Regions from separate parts of the Homo sapiens genome. Here region 1 is linked to region 2. A link is a contact called in ENCODE Hi-C or POLR2A ChIA-PET data. All regions are on one chromosome and are shown on one strand. The core of a region is the stretch at or near the end of the contact, and the rest is flanking DNA. Distances in the headings are between cores, read along the strand shown. Region 1 holds the start of SAMTOR (S-adenosylmethionine sensor upstream of mTORC1). Region 2 overlaps IMMP2L (inner mitochondrial membrane peptidase subunit 2).

The links. A loop is a pair of places that touch in the nucleus more often than their neighbours do. ChIA-PET counts read pairs that join two places held with the same protein, here RNA polymerase II (POLR2A).
Region 1: a map of psoas muscle shows a loop between it and region 2 (7-fold over the local background). The contact joins the promoter of SAMTOR here to the enhancer-like site in region 2. A Hi-C loop is called at or near these places in 1 of 168 maps with a recorded cell type or tissue (psoas muscle). POLR2A ChIA-PET finds 5 or more read pairs at or near these places in 1 of 52 experiments (PC-3).

Annotation. Positions count from the first base shown.
Region 1 is chr7:112,938,417-112,943,539 of GRCh38, reverse strand. SAMTOR (S-adenosylmethionine sensor upstream of mTORC1) reads left to right here and starts at 3,665. Exons shown (of 5, transcript NM_152556.3): 1 at 3,665-3,949. The coding sequence starts at 3,790. RefSeq lists enhancers at 3,197-3,536, 3,191-3,707 and a silencer at 3,737-3,836.
Region 2 is chr7:111,194,636-111,199,988 of GRCh38, reverse strand. All of the region lies in intron 3 of IMMP2L (inner mitochondrial membrane peptidase subunit 2), which reads left to right. LOC124901725 (a long non-coding RNA gene) reads left to right here. Exons shown (of 2, transcript XR_007060477.1): 1 at 1-5,353. Among named protein-coding and RNA genes, the nearest start is that of LRRN3, 110 kb to the right of the region's middle. Within about 2 kb of position 1,533, at least 4 of the 41 ENCODE cell types and tissues checked have a DNase peak (open chromatin) inside an H3K27ac peak, as active enhancers do; they include PC-3, where a contact is called at or near this core.

The DNA of each region.
Region 1 (5,123 bases), core at 2,416-4,915, 1.7 Mb before region 2:
GTACAACACTTTTACAAAGCACACCCAGAATCTACGGGTTACCTCAGTGCCTCATCCCAGATTTTGATATGGATTTTTAAGTTGACTTTTCATCACCCATTAATTTTTTCAAACTCACACTGGGAATAGAACATATTTTATTACTGCAATATGTTGACTCTTTACACCCTTTGTAGGAATTTGTGTTACTTATAAAGAATATAACTGTAAACAAAGATGACAAGGTATTTTTCTCACCAAAAACATTTTTTCTGTACTGAGTGGTTCTTGAACAAAGGAAGCTTACTTGACCTACCTAATGTGTAAGGAATTAGGTACAGAAGCTGGTTAGGTAAGGCAAAGAATGAGGATGAGAAATTTACTTATCAGGGGTTTAGAGCGGTCATTAGAAAAGCCTCTACTTCCCAGACTGGTTTGTCCTGCTCAGTGAAGAGTGTTTTATTCCAACATCCTCTTTCCCTAACAGGCATTTAAAATAATGAGAGAATTTTTTAAAACAAGATATTTACAGTAAATAAAAACCTGTCACCACAAAGTGGGGAAAGTTGCTGACATTTTCCTGGGCATAGGATATGCTCATTGAATATGGCACCAAGCCTGCTTCCTTCAGTGAATCCATTTTATCAGCAATTAGGACTGTTGTTTCACTTAAATGGAGAATTCCATTATGACTCCTCAGCAACCTTAACAGATAGAAAGCTTTTTGTAATATTGCTAACTACACAGGAGGAAAGTAGTTATAAACTCCCTTTTGTGCTGTGGTGGATAGTCAGTGGAAAAAAAATCACCTTAAAATATTTCTCAGGACATGTTGGCCTATACCTCATTTGAATTCACGCATCTTTAAAATAAAATCTGTGCCTGGCGCCGTGGCTCACGCCTGTAATCCCAGCACTTTGGGAGGCCAAGGTGGGTGGATCACCTGAGGTCGGGAGTTTGAGACTGGCCTGACCAATATGGAGAAACCCCGTCTCTACTATAAATACAGAATTAGCCGGGCATGGTGGCGCATGCCTGTAATCCCACCTACTCGGGAGGCTGAGGCAGGAGAATCGTTTGAACCTAGGAGGCGGAGGTTGCAGTGAGCCGAGAATGCGCCACTGCACTCCAGCCTGGGCAACAAGAGTGAAACTCCATCTCAAAATAAAATAAAATAAAATAAAATAAAATAAAATAAAATAAATCTTATTTTTATTTTTAAAATAAAATCTTTATTTTATAATAAAAAATTTAAAATTTTTTAAATGAAAATTTTAAATAAAACATTTTTTAAATAAAAAATTTAAAGAAAATAAAAAGATTTCATTTTCTTTAAAATAAAATCTGGCTGTCCAATTGTTATTTCTTCGGTTGCTTTTCAAGAAAGTGTGAAGTCAAAAAGTAATTTTAAAAGGTAGGACTCTTCAATCTGCTTGAACAACAACAACTAGATAGTCTTAAATAAGTTCCTTTTATTTATTCTTACGTTGGTATTTTAAGTTAAATATTATACCAATAAGAATAGCTAGTTACGAAACAGCAGGAAATTCCACATATTTATTTAAAAAATAGACATGTTTTTAAAATCTCATTAATGACTTTGTAAATTGTAATACCTACCTTTGGTAAGGGTGCAATGAAATAAACACCCATAGGTACTAGTGGACATGGCATAAACTGCTACTATCTTTCAGAAAAGGCAATTTCATAATATACATCAAAACCCTAACATGTTTGACCCTTTGCTTCAGAAATTGAACTTTTAGGAATTTAGCCTGATGGAATGTATAATTAAAGAAATGGACAAATACTTGTGTGCAAATGTGTTTGTCATGACATTATCTGTAATACAAAAAAGCTGGAAAAAACATAAATCTACAATAACTGGGAATTGGTTAATGAAATAGTAGGCTATTCATACAATAGATTGCCACATAGGCATCAAGAAATATCCTATTTGAAATTAGTATATACAAACAAAGAAAAAATGTTAAGTTGTTATCTCTCAGTCCAGATGTCTTATTTTCTTTACTCTTTTCTGTATTTTCCAAATTTCCTTCAGTGAACATCTTCAGTTAAGAGGCCTTAAAAGTTCATTTGCTAGTATTATGCTGAAAAGTTCTTTTTTAAAAAATAAAACTACAGTTCAGCACAAGTGAAATTTAATGCTCTTTTTACTATCATTGTATCTTTCGAATATCTGCACCATTATTTGCCTTCCATATGTATTAAAATATGGAAAGAGCCAAAAGAGACATGTAATTCAAGCTCCCCTTTCTTCCCAAATGAAATTCCCCCAAATAAGACCACCATATTTTCAATTTATTAGGCACTTCCGCTTAACTTCTCTTCATAATTATAAGGAGTTCTTTTGAAGTTTATATGTCCTTGTCTTTGTGTTTGATCTGTCTCTTCACTGTGCTGTAGGGACACATCTTCCGCCTTTAAATTCCATCAATCTCCCTTCACCTCCCGCTTCTCCTGTGTCCTAGACAGTGTGTATAATTCTTTGCTCTTCAGCGTATTCAATATAAAGAAGGTAGCATATAAAACAGTTACATAATGCAAGCTTTATTCGTAGTTAGAAAATCATTATCAAAATGTTACCATTGCAATCATTTCCATAGACTGTCACGTAACCAACACCTGCAATGGGGAAGTGGTACACAATCCAACACAACTCATTAGGGGCTCTCAGTCTATTCAATCTCTGACACTCCAGCAGCCTCAGTACCACTTCAGGAGCCAATGCAGTCTACCTCTCTCCAGAGAGCAGTGTTCCACCTTTCTGGGACAGAAGTCAACAATCGCGTTCCCCAAGAGATGGAAAAGAAGTGGAGGAGGGTGAACAGGTTACCAAACCCACTTAGATACACTCCGCATAGACTAACTCTCCAAATTAAAGGACAGGAGGTCACCTGAGCTGACCATAAAAGCTCAGAGTGCTGATGCGAATAAGATCAGGGAAGGCTGCTTATTAACACCGTGGTCACTACAAAAGTTCTTGAGGGCATCTGCTGTGAGTTTTCCATCGTTCCTTATTGTCCTCCTGCATCTCCTGTTGCTTTTCTTGGCCCTCTCCTTTTCGCATTTTCTATGTCCTTTGCCCAGCAGTAGTACTGCAGGCATAAACCATTGTCGACCTGAGAATTAAATTAGCATTTGGTAGCCAGACCTCTCCTTGAGCCTTAGAATGCTTGTGTGCTTGAGGTCCCTGAAGTGTAACGTCATCTCAAAGCGCAAGTAACTAAAGGGAACCTACATGTGACAAGGTGCAGCGGAGGTTCAAGCAGAGCACCCTGGCCGCATCGCAACAGATTATAAAGTGTAGGGGATGAAAATGATGGAAGACATCAGAAAGCCGAGCTGTAAAAAAGCCCAAACTAAGCAAACTGAGACGCGCAAGCGCGTTGCTCACAGCTCGTCTCCCGAGGCCGAGCCACAGCGCCTGCGCACAGAATCCGGGGAGGGTGGGGAAGAGATGAGCACCCAGGCCTGGAGCTCCCACTGCCTCAGCCTCCCTATCCCCGCAAGCTCCGCCTCCTCCAGCTGCTCGCCTTCCCAAACAACCGGGTTCGCCGCCGGCGCTTTCTGCCCATTGGCCCTTAGCCTTTTCCGTTTCCGCCCAGCCCTCAAAATCCACCAATCAGTTTGCACTTTTGGGTGAGGGTCCACCTCCAAGGCTGTCGCTCCGGTTCCTCTGCCTCCTCTGGCTGCTGCCTCCGCAGCTCCCTCCTCCTACCCCACCTCCTCCATCTGGGGAGCGTCTGCGGGGGCCTGAGGGGCGGCGGCGGCGGCGGCGGCTGCGATATGGAGCCAGGGGCCGGCGGCCGAAATACTGCTCGTGCGCAGAGGGCCGGGTCCCCGAACACTCCGCCGCCCCGGGAGCAGGAGCGGAAACTGGAGCAGGAGAAGCTCTCCGGTGTGGTGAAGAGCGTCCACCGGCGGCTCCGCAAGAAGTACCGAGAAGGTAAACAGCGCGCTGAGTGAGGGAGGAAGGGGAGGCCTCATCACCCCCAACCGCTTGTCACCTCTTCCCTCCTCCAAAGAGGCCACCATTAAAATGTAAAGGATCTGCACGTCCCCCCAGCCGCTGCTGCTCTCCCGGGCCTGGTCTGAGCCCCCTAGTCGGCATCAGACGCGCTCCTCCCCGCCCCCTTTTCTTTGAGGGCCCTTCGGGAGAGTTCTAGGCCTGTAAAGGAATTGAGTCCCCACCCCCTCCAAGCCCCTGTCCCCAGCCGGGGTGCTGAGGTTGTTGTCTCGGCACACACAAACACATACACGCTCACAGAGGAGGTGGGGGTCGCTTTTTGCAAGAGACGCCGAGGTAAAACAAGACAGGTAAAATCCATTTGTAAAAGACGAAAAGAAACCTGAGTTGTCCCTCCTTTACGCTTGACCTACCGGCTGTACCATTTGCTTCCTTATCAGACCCCCTTCCTAGTACTTCATTCCTACAACCATGCCGAGCCTTCCTCGCATTGGCTTCCAGGGCTGGGAAGCCAGCAGGCCTTTTAGCTGACTGGACTTCACATTGTTAAAAGGGGGCGGGCTACACTCGTGGCCCCCACTCCCATTTCTTAAATACTTGGTCTTAACTGTTTATTTAGGCGATGAGGAAGAGATCTGGGCAGGTTCTGAAAATACCGTTTGTATTGGAAGCCTCCTAAAGACACCTGCCGATAAAGCCCACCCTCGGCTTCCATGGATGGGGTTCCGGTGAGAACCCCCTCTGTGGAAGCTCATAGGGGAAGAAGCCTTAGTGGCTTTTGCCTGTGCCTGAAGAGTGTTTATAGTTGGAGTCTACAGTTATCCTTGATATCTTTAAATATAGGCTTTTGTACACAGCTGTTTTATAAGATTTTGACAGTGAAAATTCTGTTTTCATAGGCTTGGGAGAGAGACTTCTCCTGAGTATCGAAATGAGGAAAGCTTTCCACTGGTTCTCATTTTAGCTTAATTGCAAACTGAAAAGTCAGCAGCCTTCTGGTGTTAGTCCTATACTTAGTTAATAATTTAGGATTAGAAGGAAAATTATGGCAGTGAAGGAATACAGACAGGTAAGATCATGTTACTGTTGATTTATACACACGTTTCAACTACTCTAGAAAGTTAAAACTAAGTATCCTTTGTTCTTTTGAATG
Region 2 (5,353 bases), core at 284-2,783:
AATAGAGAAACTAAATTGCTCCTTCAAAGAGCCTATAAAACTGAAAAGCATTCATTATAAATGTAATAAAAACTTATGAGTTCAATTTTATTAAAACTACACCCAGTTTCCTGGAGGGACTGGATCATTTAGAGGTAAACCACTGATGCTTTATGTCTAGCAGCATACTTTATGTGAGATAAGACATCTACTGAAATGAGGTTGATGGTTTTAACATGATCCCTAATGCACATGCACTCATAAGATTGTAATTTTAACTTTAGCAGAGTTTGCTGCTTTTGATAGTAAATTATTTACTGCTCAAAGCTCCTTCACCAAAAAACAGAATGATAGTGAAAGATAAAGCTTATGCTTCTTCTAATTGGTTTGTTATATCAGACTAACATTCTGTAAACTTCTTACTCAAATCAAATTATATAGGTTAACATTGTTACAGGAGAATAACTTTAGTGATTACCATTGGCTTTTCTTTTTCTATTCAGACATAGTACTGTTTTTAATGTGTTAAGGAGAATCATTTTTAGTTTTGGCTTCTTTTAGTGTTTTCAACTTTTACATATTTCATATTTGATGCTATTTTACATGTTCCACGTACATATTTTAATTAACTGTGGTTGTATTGCTGACAGTGTGTGAAGGTGCAAAAGGAAATTACAGGGAACTGACAGGTTGTCCAGTTACTCTTAGTTTTAGAATCAAAGAACTTTAAATAGAAATACTCGCATACTTAAATGAGAGAATTGAAATATTTGAGTTAATATACATTATATGTAGGCTGTATTTATTTATTCGGAAATGAGGCAGGTTTTTTTGTAAAATGGTGGCAGAATAAAAATGTGTTTATTTCAATCCCTTTCTTGAAACCTACTTCACAAATACATGTAAATTAATGAAAAAAAAATGGACACAAATTATAACAGCCCCACTAGGAAATGCAGTTCGAAAATGTAGTGACTGACATAGCTATCAAGTTCAGTGGAATTTAGTCCATATTGAGGGAGGACATTGGGAGCTGAAACAGTTTTCCAGATCTCTACCTGTTTGTATATATCTCTGAAAATGCATATATTCTCCACTCAAACATTCAATTCAATTGGTAGTTTTTGGTAAATATTGAAGAAGTTTACATTATTTTTGGGAACTTAGAATCTAAAGAAAGAGAAAGATATGACAAGGGCATTATAACTCTAAGGCCAGATATAAGTATGATGGAAGAACAGAGTTCCAGAATGAACGAGTCCTAATAACAGAGGAGAATTGGGAAAAATGCTTCATAAAGGAAGTAGCATTTGCAAAAGTATTGAAAGAAGGATAAGATTTTGGTAGGCAGTTATGGTGGAAAAAGGCATCATTTGTAGAAGTAGCATGAATCAAAGCAGAAATTATCAGGGCGTGTTTAGGGAATAGTTATGGATTCCAGTTTGATTGCAGCATGTGATACATGCTGGAAAGTATGAATCACTGCTTCACAAGGAGCTGTGGTTAACCAGAGTGACCTGGTACACCCATGTTGTAGGAACTTTGAGTTCATTATGTAAGTTGATCCACACAGCAGCCCATAGGGTAATAATAACTGCTTGTACGGGTTAGGAAAATAAGACTCAGAACTTGCTTAAAGTCACTCTGCTATTGAGTAGTTGAGCCAGGAATATGACCGAGAGCCGTTCTGACCTGTGTTGTTACTCACAGTATTATATGATTCTAAGGGCAGATCTGGAGCCATATTTAGAGGAATTGTCACATCAGATCAAAACTTCAGCCAGTTTATGCAGACTAGAGAGAGCATTTTTTTCTTTTTTCAAAATGAGTAAAAGAAAGTCTGTCTTTATTTTCCCATTAGTAATTGCATTCTTGTGTCCTGGAGGACAGGAAAAGAATACATGGCTTCAAAATGCCATCTTTGGAATCCTTGGTGAAAAAGTGTAATTAAAACCCAGATGTCCCTAGATTTAGATTATCTATGTACTCTTCATTCTTCTGTGCAATATTATCTGTCTACTGATTTCTAAATTATATTTAGTCAATGTTTTTTCCTCCTTCTTTGTTATTGTTGCTTACTGTAAGGTATATCTTTGCTTTAAATCCCTACTAATGTGTGACAATTCTAAAGTCTGAAGGAACTTTTAATTTGAAAGTAATTGCCTAGCATCAAGAGTAATTTTCAAAGGAGCAAAATTATTTTAAACATTTTAAACTGCAATTTTAGTCTTTAGAATTAGATGGATTTGTCATTTGATAGAATGTAATAGTATTGAGTGAACACACTGAAAGCTATCGCATTGTATAGTAGTTCTGCTGAGTTTTAAAATATAGTTGTTTTTCCCATCCTTCCAGCTGATACTTCCTTAACTGATGACAGATGGTACTTTGGTTTGTTGAAGCCCAATTCTATGATTATTTTATCTTTGATTGCCTTTTTAAAGACGTATGGAGATATCTTCATCAAATAATTAGCTATATTACCTTGAGAATTATTTTACTATAAATACTTGGTTCATTTTTGTTTTGTTCTCTTCTGTTTGTTTTGAGATGGAGTCTCGCTCTGTTGCCCAGGCTGGAGCACCGTGGCGTGATCTCAGCTCACTGCAAGCTCCGCCTCCTGGGTTCACGCCGTTCTCCTGCCTCAGCCTCCCGAGTAGCTGGGACTACAGGCGCCCGCCACCACGCCCGGCTAATTTTTTGTATTTTTAGTAGAGACGGGGTTTCACCTGTGTTAGCCAGGATGGTATCCATCTCCTGACCTCGTGATCCGCCCACCTTGGCCTTCCAAAGTGCTGGGATTACAGGCGTGAGCCACCGAGCCCAGCCAATACTTTGTTCATTTTTAAAGGAATTTGTTGGCTTATGTGATCGTTGTAAGAGTTGGTACTTCCTCAACCTTTTCAGTATTTTCTGGGCCTCCGATTTTGTAAAATAACATAGCATTAATTCATGATGGCTTTGTGAATATAAGAGGATTCAAGAGAGTTCGTGGAAGTTTAGGGAAACTTCATAAACGAAAAACTGGAAGTAGCTCAAGTCAGCCTCAGTAAGGGCAAAATAAATTGATATACCTATTCAGCGAAATACTGCACAGCTCTGAGAACCAGTGAGTCAATTTTGTATGCCCTGTTAAAGAGTCGTGCCTAAGATATATTTTTACGTTACAAAAATGTAAAACTGCAAATAGTATGAGAGCGTTTACGTAAAGATCTTTAAAGCTATATGGATATATAAACAACAAACGTGCAGTGAAAAATTTTGAAGGAACCATTAACAATGATTATTTATGGGGAAAGAAGCTAGGAAAAATGATTATTTAAATTTAAATCATTTAAATTCTCATATTTTCATTTCCTATTTCGTGAAAGTGCTTTATTTTGTTTCTTCCTGTTTCTCCCACACTCACAATGAGCATGTATTGCTTTTATTAACTAAATAGTTTTTTAAAAAGTCCCTTTTATTTAGAAAATAGTGTATAGGAGACTCTTAGTGTCCTCCATAATCTTTTTGAATGAGACTTCATAATCTCCTAATTTACAATGATTGTAAGATGCTTTAGAGAAAATACCACATTGTTCTAGTTTAACACTCCTAGTGATGAATGGGTCACTTCATTGAATAATTTTTTTTTCTAGTTTGATTTTTATCGTTTGATTCTGGAAATGATGACCCGATCTGAACTTTAGCTGGCATGGCCAGCATGGTATAAAAGGCTAGCACCGTAAAGCATTTTGTTCCTTTTAGGGAACAATATAATCTTTCACATTATTCCAAGAGATTATTTTTCATGATTTTTCCTAAGGTCCCAAATAATCTTAGTTTAAAAATTAAATTTATGGGTGTGGCCCCTTATGCCTATAATCCCAGCACTTTGGGAGGCTAATGTGGGAGGATTGCATGATCCAAGTAGTTCAAGACCAGTCTGGGCAACACAGAGAGATACTGTCTCTATCAAAAACAAAACAAAACAAAACGGTGGATGTGGTGGCATACCCCACCTGTGGTACTAGCTGCTTGGAGGCTAAGGTGGGAGAATCACTTGAGCCCAGGAGTTCGAGGGTGCAGTGAGCCGTGATTGTGTTGGTGAAGTCCCGCCTTGGTGATAGAGCAAAAATAAAATAAAATGAAATGAAATGATAGAGCAAAAATGAAATGAAATGAAATGAAATGAAATGAAATAAAATAAAATAAACAATAAAAATTAAATTTGATTACACAGTCTAGCATTCTATTCATATTTTTCTGATAATTTCTAAAAGTTAAATTTATCATGCTCTGGAAAACACATGGATTTTAGAATCGTCGACACTCATAAAAAGGAACTCATAGGGTAGTCAATGGAAATAAATGAGCTCACATATATAAAGCATCCTGAAGACAGACTCAGTCCGTAATTAGACTTTCAATGAAAATATATGTACATATTTGCTTTTAAAAATAAAAAATCCTTTATAATAAAGTTTCTACACAATAAAAAGATAATGTGGCAATTGATAAAGAGACATGATTGAAATTTTGCACTTTACTTTGACTTCTAGTAGTGTTACCTCCTATATTCTTCCAGTCTATCTCTTTTTTATTCCTTGCAAGTTTATATTTTCAACTTAGTCTTTAGAAGCAGCTGATAATGTCCGTCCAGTTTGTATTGAGATCATAGAAATTGGTATCAGTTGAAACAGAATAGATAAGTTTTGAAAAAAATTTGTTTCTAGCCTCTCATCTAATCTTCCAAAAATATTAATGGGATTTAGGTTTCTACTGTCCTTACTACTTTAAATTTAAATTAGTTTAAATTGAAATTATGTTAATAATCCAATAAACTTAAAATCTTTGTAATTTTATGTAAATATAAATGGAAGCCAAAAATCTATTACTTCCTGCCTCTTTCATATACTTTACAATGTAAGTTTTATGTAGTGCATGTTATTTCATTAAGACCTAACATATTAAATAAATATACTAAATGGTGACAGTTTTAATTGTTATTTTTCAATAGTTTGGTTTTTAAAAACAATTCACTGAAACACATTTCTGCTTATGGAAAATCATCTATGAAAACGATAAGTAAAATTGTTTTGTAATATTTTTGCATAAGTATATACATTGCAAAAAAACTGGAAATTTAGTGTCTACATGTTAGATATGATTATAGAAGTTGATACTGGGTAGAGCTAAGTAGATATGGTCTTGGTAAGTAATTTTGTGATTTCTAATATAAGGTTAGATATAATGCCTACCTCACAGACTTGGTGAAAATAATTTATAAAGGAAATTTTATAAAGCAATACTGTTTTAGGTGTTAATCTTTTATTTAGAAACAAATATTGATTATTGTTTTTATCAGCTCCATATATATTTGACTGTGAAGACA